Regions from separate parts of the Homo sapiens genome. Here region 2 is linked to region 1. Evidence: read pairs that join two places in POLR2A ChIA-PET (ENCODE). Cell type or tissue: Panc1. All regions are shown on one strand. Each heading gives the region's core, and the rest is flanking DNA. Links, peaks and the distances in the headings are about the cores only. Region 1 has its middle 62 kb from the start of LINC02643. Region 2 has its middle 50 kb from the start of MIR1915.

The links. ChIA-PET counts read pairs that join two places held together with the same protein. Peaks named below come from ENCODE experiments on the same cell type or tissue, not always from the same donor. Only the 100,000 strongest peaks of a DNase experiment are listed, where the experiment ranks them.
Region 2: POLR2A ChIA-PET joins it to region 1 with 7 read pairs; 2 of 35 experiments call an interaction of 5 or more read pairs at or near these places.

The regions. Positions count from the first base shown.
Region 1 is chr10:21,308,271-21,313,652 of GRCh38, reverse strand. No RefSeq gene overlaps it. Among named protein-coding and RNA genes, the nearest start is that of LINC02643, 62 kb to the left of the region's middle. RefSeq lists an enhancer at 3,652-4,270. In Panc1, for the core only: no CTCF peak of the experiment used is centred there; no DNase peak of the experiment used is centred there; H3K27ac peaks cover 4,591 bases.
Region 2 is chr10:21,443,996-21,449,377 of GRCh38, reverse strand. No RefSeq gene overlaps it. Among named protein-coding and RNA genes, the nearest start is that of MIR1915, 50 kb to the left of the region's middle. In Panc1, for the core only: no CTCF peak of the experiment used is centred there; no DNase peak of the experiment used is centred there; H3K27ac peaks cover 3,085 bases.

The DNA.
Region 1 (5,382 bases), core at 284-5,283:
GGAGGATCACTTGAGCCCAGGAGCTCAAGGCTGCAGTGAGCTATGACTGAGCAACTGTACTCCAGCATGGGCAACAGAGCAAGACCCTGTCTCTAAATAACTAAATAAATAGCCTATTGTCGCCGGGCGCAGTGGCTCACGCCTGTAATCCCAGTACTTTGGGAGGCCGAGGTGGGCGGATCACAAGGACAGGAGATCAAGACCATGGTGAAACCCCATCTCTACTAAAAATACAAAAAATTAGCTGGGCGCGGTGGCGGGCGCCTGTAGTCCCAGCTACTCGGGAGGCTGAGGCAGGAGAAAGGCGTGAACCCAGAAGGCAGAGCTTGCAGTGAGCCGAGATTGCGCCACTGCACTCCAGCCTGGGCAACAGAGCGAGACTCCATCTCACAAATAAAATCAAATAAATAGCCTATTGTCTCATTCAGAAGAAAAAATTAAGTTCAGCAAAATCTAATGGTTATGTTGAAATCAGCGATGGCTTGTGTACTTTGTCTTGTTAGGTGGGTAGGGGGAGGTGGAGGCTGAAGTGAGGAGGAATTGGGGTGCTCTAGGATGTAAGCTTGAGGCTCCAGGTGGAAGACTGGGGATGGGTAAGTGTGAAGGCCTGTGGGGTGGTAGAGGAACAGATGTTCAAACAGAAACGAAGGAATCTGCTTGCCAGATGTTGGGACAATGGGTTGATGGAGGCTAGAAGGGAAAGACTTACAACGAGGCAGATATAAAAAGGGAGGACTGTGTGGTGCAGAATCATAGATACCAGAGGCTGGGAAGGAGGTGTGGGTGGGAGGGGGAGGAAGAGAGGTTGTGAATGGGCAGGAACATGCAGTTAGGCAGAAGAAACAAGTTCTGTTTTTTGTGTGTGTTTTTTTTGAGATCAAATTTCACTCTTGTTGCCCAGGCTGGAGTGCAATGGCGCGATCTTGGCTCACTGCAACCTCTGCCTCCCGGGTTCAAGCGATTCTCCTGCCTCAGCCTCCTGAGTAGCTGAGATTACAGGCATGTGCTACCATGCTGGCTAATGTTTTTGTATTTTTAGTAGAGACGGGGTTTCTCCATGTTGGTCAGGCTGGTCTCGAACTCCCGACCTCAGGTGATCTGCCTGCCTTGGCCTCCCAAAGTGCTGGGATTACAGGCGTGAGCCACCACGCCTGGCCTAGAAGAAACAAATTATGATGTTTGATAGTGGAGCCGACTATAGCCAGCAAGAATGTGTAGTATATTTCAAAGCAGATAGAAGAGAGGACTTGAAATATTTCCAACACATAGAAATGATAAATATTTGGCCAGGTGCAGTGGCTCACGCCTATAATTGTAGCATTTTGGGAGGCTGAGGTGGGTGGATCGCCTGAGGTTAGAAGTTTGAGACCAGCCTGACCAACATAGTGAAGCCCCGTCTCTACTAAAAATACAAAAATTAGCCGGGTGTGGTGGCACACGCCTGTAATCCCAGCTACTCAGGAGGCTGAGGCAGGAGAATCACTTGAACCTGGGAGGCAGAGGTTGCAGTGAACTGAGATTGTGCCATTGCACTCCAGCCTGAGCAACAGAGCAAGACTCCATCTCAAAAAAAAAAAAAAAAAGATAAATACTCAAGGTAATGGGTGATGGAGTTGTTCACCTCTCTACATATTCTATGCATGTAGCAAATACATGTACCCCATAAACATGTAAAATATTATGTATCAATAGGAAAAAATGTGAAAGAGGGAGAGGGAGGAGTCGGGGGTATATATATATATGTATATAGACAGAGAGAGAATGAGAGTTTAAGGCAAGATCTGAGATCCTGGGATATGACCAGTGAGGATGTTAGTAATATTAATAATCTGGTTTGCCTGAACATGAGGGTAAGAAGGACTGAAGGACCCATGCAGAAAGAGTTTTGCTTTGTCCAAGACCAAAGAGTTGAGAAAGAACTTTACTTGTAGGCTGGGGAGTCTGCAGAAGTGGAGCTAGAAAGTCAAACTGGGCCAGGTACAGTGGCTCATGCCTGTAATCCCAGCATTTTGGGAAGGTGACGCAGGAGGATTGCTTTAGCCCAGGAATTTCGACTTTACAGTGAGCTATGATGGCATAACTGAACTCCAACCTGGGTGACAAAGCAAGACCGGTCTCTACAAAAATTTCTTTTAAAAAAATTAGCCAGGTGTGGCCGGGCTCAAGCCTGTAATCCCAGCACTGTGGGAGGTCGAGGTGGGTGGACCACCTGAGGTCAGGAGTTCGAGACCAGCCTGGCCAACATGGAGAAACCCCATCTCTACTAAAAATACAAAAATTAGCTAGGCTTGGTGGCACATGCCTGTAGTCCCAGCTACTCGGGAGGCTGAGGCAGGAGAATCGCTTGAACCCAGGAGACAGAGATTGCAGTGAGCCAACGTTGTCCCACTGCTCTCCAGCCTGGGTGATGGAGCAAGACTCTGTCTCGAAAAATAAATAAATAAATAAATAAAATAAAATTAGCCAGGTGCAGTGGTGTGTGCCTGTAGTCCCAGCTACTCAGGAGGCTGAGGTGGGAGGATCCCTTGAGCCCAGGAGTTTGTGGTTGTACTGAGCTATGATTGTGCCTCTGCCGGAGTCCAGCCTGGGTGACAGAGCAAGAATCTGTCTCAAAAAAAAAAAAAAAAAAAAAAGTCAGTCAAACTGAAGCTAACTCAGGTTGACACCATCAGCCAACTTAGTTCAAGCATTGACGTGCCATATTGACATGCAGCTTACCTCGTGACTATGATAGATATGACTACAAACTAAGGTAATTAAAAAAAATGGAACATAAAGAGTCAGATAATAGTTGTCACCCTTAAAGCAGTCACGTTGGACTGTTTGTTCAAACAATGCAGAGATTTCTACAACTCCTCTTTTGGTTTTATTTTCTAAGCCTACAGCATAGACAGACATTCAGCCATCTTTTTTTTTTTTTTCTTCAGAGGGAGTCTCATTCTGTTGCCCAGGCTGGAGTGCACTGGCGCCATCTTGGCTCACCATCTGCCTCCCGGGTTCAAGCCATTTTCCTGCCTCAGCCTCCCAAGTAGCTGGGATTACAGGTGCCTGCCACCACGCCTGGGTAATTTTTGTATTTATTTATTTATTTTTTAGTGGCCACTGCTCCCAGCCTCATCCATCTTTAATGGTGGAGAATCTTCACCTTCCAAGGGTGTATTTGATTTTGAGGAACACTTAGTAGTTGGGAGCCAAGACTGAGGAAGAGGCGAGTGATCAGGCTGGGAAGGGTTAAGGAAAAACCAGAGCCAGACAGTAAAGGGATGAAACAGATTTTGTTTTATTTTATTCATTTACTTAATTTTGAGACGGAGTCTCGCTCTGTTGCACAGGCTGGAGTGCAATGGCGCGATCTCGGTTTGCTGCAACCTCCGCCTTCCAGGTTCAAGCGATTCTCCTGCCTCAGCTTCCCGAGTAGCTGGGATTATAGGCACCTGCCACCACGCCCGGCTAATTTTTGTATCTTTAGTAGAGACTGGGTTTCACCATGCTGGCCAGGCTGGTCTCGAACTCCCAACCTCAGGTGATCTGCCCGCCTTGGCCTCCCAAAGTGCTGGGATTACAGGCGTGAGCCGCTGCGCCTGGCCAACAGATTTTATTTATTTTAATTTTTGAGAGAGTCTTGCTCCGTCACCCAGGCTGGAGTGCAGTGGCACAATCTCAGCTCACTGCAACCTCCGCCTCCTGGGTTCCAGTCATTCTCCTGCCTCAGCCTCCTGAGTAGCTGGGATTGCAGGCATCTGCCACCATGCCCAGCTAATTTTTGTATTTTTAATAGAGATGGGGTTTCACCATGTTGGCCAGGCTGGTCTCGAACTCCTGGCCTCAGAAGATCTGCCCACCTAGGCCTCCCAAAGTGCTAGGATAACAGTCGTGAGCCACTATGCCTGGCTGAAACAGATTTTAATTAGGAACTATTGCAATAGGGGAAAAGACTTGAGTACAGAATGGGCTTCCATTCTGAACACAGCATGGGGGATTCATAGCCAGGAAGTAGGGTGGAGATTAGGGGATGAAAAATTCCCAGGAAGGAGCATCAGGGGTCAGGGGATTCTGGCTAAACCAATTCGACAGAATCCTTCCTTCAAGACAGGCTAAGGTAATCAGACACCACCTGGTGATGGAGGTGGGGATGAGAAATTTGATCAGATATGGAAAGATTCTCGCTTAACTGACACAGCAGAATTTTTGCTAAAATTAGATAATGCAAAGATAGACACAGAAATTCAAAGGCTCAGAGGGGTCTCACCAAAGTTTGGTCAAGGAGAGTGTCTTGTCAGAAGCACCAGTTGTTGCTGTTTTTTTTCTTTTTCAAGAGTACTTCACAGAGGCACACTTTGAGTTGGAGCCTTAAACTAGAATTTTCTCTTTTTGCAATGCTGAGAATGTATCAAATAATTTAGAATTTCTACAGAAGTTTGATGTACTTTTTGACCTCAAGGAGTGAATTCTGCATGAACAACGTCAGGGACATCAAAGAAACAAATCAACTCTGTCTTGGGTGTGATTTTGATACATCGGCTCCATAGTTTCTCCCAGGCTTTGAAGAGCTCTACTGCAGACACTGACTCTTGTTCCCAGCTCATTTTGGAAACACGTGGTTCGCTGACACTTACTCTGTTCCTCAAGATTGTACCATTTGCTCAGCTTTCCTTAAAAGAAAAGGACAAGAGATACATACATCTTTGCTATTTCTATTACTCAAAAATGTGTGGTGCAGTCTTTATGTTCAAGTTGTCTCAAAGGAAGTTTTTTTTTTTTTTTTTTTTTAAATCTAAATTGAACTCTTCGGCCTTCCTTCTCCCAGGCAATCACCAGTGTGAATTAGCCAAACTGCTGACCATTTAACCGTTTTATTGAACCTGTGGGTGAATGGATCACTACATATTCACCAAAGTGCCTTCCTTACCTAACTTTAAACCTTTTGTTTTGGCTTAAAATGATTGTTCTGGAATAAGTTTCATATTCTCTCTAGATGTATCATTTGCAGATTAATTTCATTTAGAATATAATATTCTTTGCACTGAATGATTCTTTTATATATATAATACAGAAATACAATGTTTGATAAAATTTCTTGATCACAATATCTTTTTTTTATTGTTAAACTTAAAGGAACTTTATTAGTATAAATTTATGGAGGCCGGGCGTGGTGGCTCACGCCTGTAATCCCAGCTACTCGGGAGGCTGAGGCAGGAGAATTGCTTGAATATGGGAGGCAGAGTTTGTGGTGAGCTGACATCATGCCACTGCACTCCAGCCTGGGTGACAAGAGTGAGACTCCATCTCAAAAAAAAAAAAAAGTATAAATGTATGAAGTTCAAGTGTAATTTTGTTAGCTGCATGGATTGCGCAGAGGTGAAGTCAGGCTTTCAGGGTGTC
Region 2 (5,382 bases), core at 265-5,264, 140 kb before region 1:
CTGTTTCACAAGGGCTAGCCCTTTTTGAGTCCTGGCTTAATATAGAGTCCTATACCCTCTTCTTCACTTAGGTGTTAATGTCACAAGCCCTAACTGTTAAGGCATATATTAATCTCTGATTCCCCTGTCAGCCCTCTGACTTGAGTTCCCAATTATGCTTCTAAATTCTGCAACATTCCTAAAAGTTTCACTTCTTGACTTCCAGCTTATTTCTGTCTGAACATTTAAAAAAATGACATTTTATACTGCTAAATGATATTTATTCCTGTGAGCTTGAAGTGGAAGGATTTATTATATTGGCGTATTCGCCAAGTTTACCAGGAAAGCAAATTCATTTTTATTTATTTTTATTTTTTATTATTATTATTTTTGAGACAGAGTCTTGCTCTGTTGCCCAGGCTGGAGCGCAGTGGCGTGATCTCGGCTTACTGCAACCTCCGCCTCCTGGGTTCAAGCAATTCTCCTGCCTCAGCTTCCGCAGTAGCTGGGACACAGGTGCGTGCCACCACGCCCAGCTAATTTTTGTATTTTTGGTAGAGACGGGGTTTCATCATGTTGGCCAGGATGGTCTCATCTCCTGACCTGGTGATGCACCCACCTTGGCCTACCAAAGTGCTGGAATTACAGGTGTGAGCCACTGCGCCTGGCCTTTATTTTACTTTTTACTTTTTTTTCTTTTGAGACAGGATCTCATTCTGTTGCCCAGGTTGGAGTGCAGTGATGTGGTCATGGATCACTGCAACCTCGACCTCCTGGGCTCAAGTGATACTCCCACCTCAGCCTCTCGAGTAGCTGAGACTACAGGCGTGTGTCACCATGCCTAGCTAATTTTCGTATTTTTTGTACAGACAGGATTTAGCCATGTTGTCTAGGCTGGTCTCGAACTCCTGGGCTGAAGCAATCTGCCTGCCTCAGCCTCCCAAAGTGCTGAGATTACAGGCGTGAGCTACCGTGCTCAGCCAAAAAGCAAATTTATTAATGAGGAAACTAAGATCTAAAAAGGTAGAAGTGCCTTGGTGGTGAGGACTACAGCGTTAGGAAGCTAAGAAATCATGCCGTGAATTCTCAGATTCTGCTTCCTTCCAAAATTGGAATACCTACATTTTTGCCTTGTCCTTGGATGGAGATATATATATGTGTGTGTATGTATATATATATTTTCCTTTTATTGGTTTCATTTTCAGAATGTCATATGTCATACTTTAATATTTGATTTGAATTGAATTGTGGGGGTGGTAGCAACACAGTGATGTCTTGGGAAGATATTTTCTGTTACTGTTTAATTGGGATCCTGGATGAGTTAGAGGAGAATTTGGAACAGGCACCATGATAAGGAATTTGAGTGGTCAAAAAAGCCTTATAATATTAGGACCAACCTAATAAAAAGAAAGAATACATGCAGCCACATCGATCCATTCTGATCCAGAGATCTGAGAGGAAAGCCTAAAAGATCAGATCCAGGTTCTGTAGATGACCACACTCCTGGTTAAGTGATACAGACAAAACAAAATTTAAGTTCTGTTAATATGGAGATGGGAAATCCCAGCTGATTGGTGGAGGCAGGAAATTCACACCAATATGGCTGGAAAGGACTGACAATATAAAGGCACCTGCCCTGATAAATCTGGCTCAGGTTAGAATCATTGAAAACACGATCAGGTCCCAAGACCTGGCTAGAGATCCTGGGCTTCACTGCAGAGCTGGCAGTGAAGCTCTCTAATGGTGAGAACTTGCTCTGGTCTATGAGTAAGCGGAGGTATAATCTGAGAACAAGGTCAATCTCATTGCAAAAACAAGGGAGCTCCCTATTGAATATTCTTGTCATGTGCTTTGGGAAGAATGGAGAAGAACCGACTCTTAGAATTGGACTGGGCCTCATTTGAAGCATCTCTTTTTACTGGAACAAGCATACAATTTGGAATCAATCAGGGCTTTGTTCTGACCCCAGGTTTTCCACCTGTGGTTCTGTATATTTGGGCTAATGTTTTCACCTTCTTGAACAGCAAGTATTTCAATTCAGGTGTTTCATCAGCAAGATGGAGATCATGCAGAATTGTTTCTGTGAGAATTAAATTAAGTTACCTGGCATCAATAGACTCTCAATAAATGGCATTTATTATTTGGAAAAGTGCCTCATAAGAGGTGAGTGCCAGTACTGAACATAGTTAAAAATGCCACGGCCTCAAGAGATCATCCTTGACCCTCAATTTAAGTTAGTTTCTCCTCTCCTATTCTCTAATAAAGCTCTTTTCTTTTATAACATCCACCATTATTGACACCTGTGCAGTTTTTATTTCCATGACTGGTTCATACAGCAGTTATAAACTCAGTGCTGAGAGAGGAAGGTTTCATGAGGCCTGGTGAGAACTCCATGTCTCTGACCAGGGAAGTCCCCACTCGGGTTTGCCAGTTGTTCTTTTGAGGGAGTAAGGGTCTTGGTGCTACCAGATTTTCCCATTTTTTCATATAATCCAGAACGCTGACTTTTTATTTATTTATTTTTTTGAGACAGAGTCTCGCTCTGTTGCCCAGGCTGGAGTGCAGTGGCACGATCTCTGCTCACTGCAACCTCGCCTCCCGGGTTCTAGCGATTCTCCTGCCTCAGCCTCCTGAGTAGCTGGGATTACAGGCGCGTGCCACCACACTGGCCTAATTTTTGTATTGTTAGTAGAGATGGGGTTTCACCATGTTGATCAGGCTACTCTTGAACTCCTGACCTCGTGATCCACCCACCTCAGCCTCCCAGAGTGCTGGGATTACAGGTGTGAGCCACTGTGCCTGGCAGAACTCTGACTTTTTATGTGAAATGTTCCGGTTTTAAAGTGTTGGGAAGTAATTCAAATGATATTGTGTGGGCCAAACCAAGGTCAGGTGTGGGCTGCAGTAGACCTGAAAGCTGCCAGTCTACAGCCTCTGGCTTATATCTGTCTTCATGACTAAGTAGTGTTGGGATCACTATTGTTTGTTCAATGCCTGGCACAGTGGGGGCACATAGTAGGCACCAAATATGTATTGAAAGAAAGAAGGAAGAAGAAAAAATAAAACACTGAAAAAAAGTTTTTTTCTTAAAGGGTTATATTGAATCCTGGGTCAAGGACCAGGAAAAAAAAAAAGAAAAGGAAAGGAAAAAGAACTGTGTTGAAAAATTGCTGATATTAAAAATTGTCTAGGCTGGGTGCGGTGGCTCATTCCTGTAATCCCAGCACTTTGAGAGGCCAAGGTAAGCAGATCACTTGAGGTCAGGAGTTGGAGACCAACCTGGCCAACATGGTGAAACCCTGTCTCTACTAAAAATACAAAAAATTAGCCAGGAGGTGGTGGTTCATGCTTGTAATCCCAGCTACTCAGGAGGCTGAGGTATGAGAACCACTTGAACCTGGGAGGCAGAGGTTGCAGTGAGCCGAGATTGCGCCACTGTACTCCAGCCTGGGCAACAGAGTAAGACTCTGTCTCAAAAAAAAAAAAAATAAATAAAAATAAATAAATAAATAAATAAATAAAATAGTCTAGGTAGTTTGATTGAAGCAGAACCTTGTTCTGTCACCCAGGCTGGAGTGCAGTGACACAATCACGGCTCACCGAAGCCTCATCCTCCTGGGCTCAGGCGATTATTCTACCTCAAACTCCTGAGAAGCTGGGACTATAGGCACGCGCCACCATACCCGGCTATTTTTTTTAGTTTTTGTAGAGACGGGGTCTCACTGTGTTGCCCAGGGTGACACTGAGAAGTTCCAAGTTAATATAAACCAAGAAAGAAAAACCATTCATTGCTTCTCTGTATCATTTTTAGGGAAAAAATAGGCTTATTATTTTTGTTGCTTTTATAACCAAAGACTGAAAGAATGATAATGTTTACCACAGAAGCAAAATTTCCCATTTGCAAGTATTGTATTGAACAGACTGTTGGTTGCATATTGTCAAACCACTTTTAGTTTGCTGCAAAGTAGAATTTAGTCTCTGACCTCAAGTTTTATTGTGTAATGAGCTTGCTAAATACATTGAATTGCAAATTTCCATGGTAGTATGATTTGTGTACTGGCTTGAACTCTGAAAGTCATTGCAGCTGTCATTTGGTGAAAAATAGGGAAAAAGAGGCTTTGGGGAGCTTAGGTTTCTAGAGCCGATGGAAGGGAGAAAACCTCAAATGCTAGATTATTTAGAGACTGTCTAAATTGAAGTGACTATCTTTGACATATTTGTAAGTTTAAGGATTCCTAGAGATTGGCCTTTAGGGACACAAAGTGTGCATCAGTAACTAAAGTGGCCTGCCGGTAAGATTACTGAATTGCAAAATTGAAGATCAACAAATGTTCCTAATAGACACTTAGTATTCATCCTGTACTACATTTGATACTTTGGCCCCAAAAAGTAAGTATTGAAAGTAATGGTGGAGGGGGAAATCTCTGTACTCCAGGAATTTACAGTCTGGTTTGGGAGCCAATACTAATAATCGGAAAAGAGTAAAAGACTCTATGATTAAGAGCTAAGCCATGTGTTAGAGACTATAAGTATACAGGAAATCAGAGGGTAAAAATCACAGCAGGCTTCATAGATCAGTTAAGAACTCAGAGCTTCTAGTAAGTATTGTTAAGATTTAGAGAGGGAAAGAATACACATTGCTATCTTGGTCCCCTCTGCTTTTGAAAGTATGTTGATTCCTTTCTTGGGCTTTTTTAAAAAATAGGAAAAAGGAAAAGTTGTTTCTTTTTCTACCATCAATTTACATATTGTATTAGTCAGTTCTTGCGTCGCTATAAAGAAGCACCTGAGACTGGGTAATTTATAAAGAAAAGAGGTTTAATTGGCTCACAAATCTGCAGGCTGTAGAGGAAGCAGAGCAGCACCTGCTTGGCTTTGGGGGTGGGCTCAGGAAACTTACCGTCATGGTGGAAGTTGAAAAGGAAGCAGGCACATCTTACATGGCCGGAACAGGAGGAAGAGAGCGGGGAGGTGCTACACACTTTTAAACAATCACATCTCATGAGAACTCAGTGAGGATCACAGGAATAACACCCAGGTGATGGAGCTAACCCATTCATGAGAACTCTGCTTCCATGATCCAGTCATCTCCCACCAGGCCCCACCTCCAATACTGGGGATTACAATTCCACATGAGATTTGGGCAAGGACACAGATTTAAACCATATGACATAGAGAAAAATACAGATATATTTTCGTAGAGATGTAGTCTTGCTATGTTGCCCAGGGTGGTCTTGAACTCTTGGCCTCAAGCAATCCTCCCACCTCAGCTTCCCAAAGTACTGGGATTACAGGTGTAAGCCACCCACATCTGGTCTATATATATAGAGGATTTACTGCGAAGGGACCAAATATATATGTTAAAAAAAGGTAAAAAAAAAATATATAAATACATATATACAT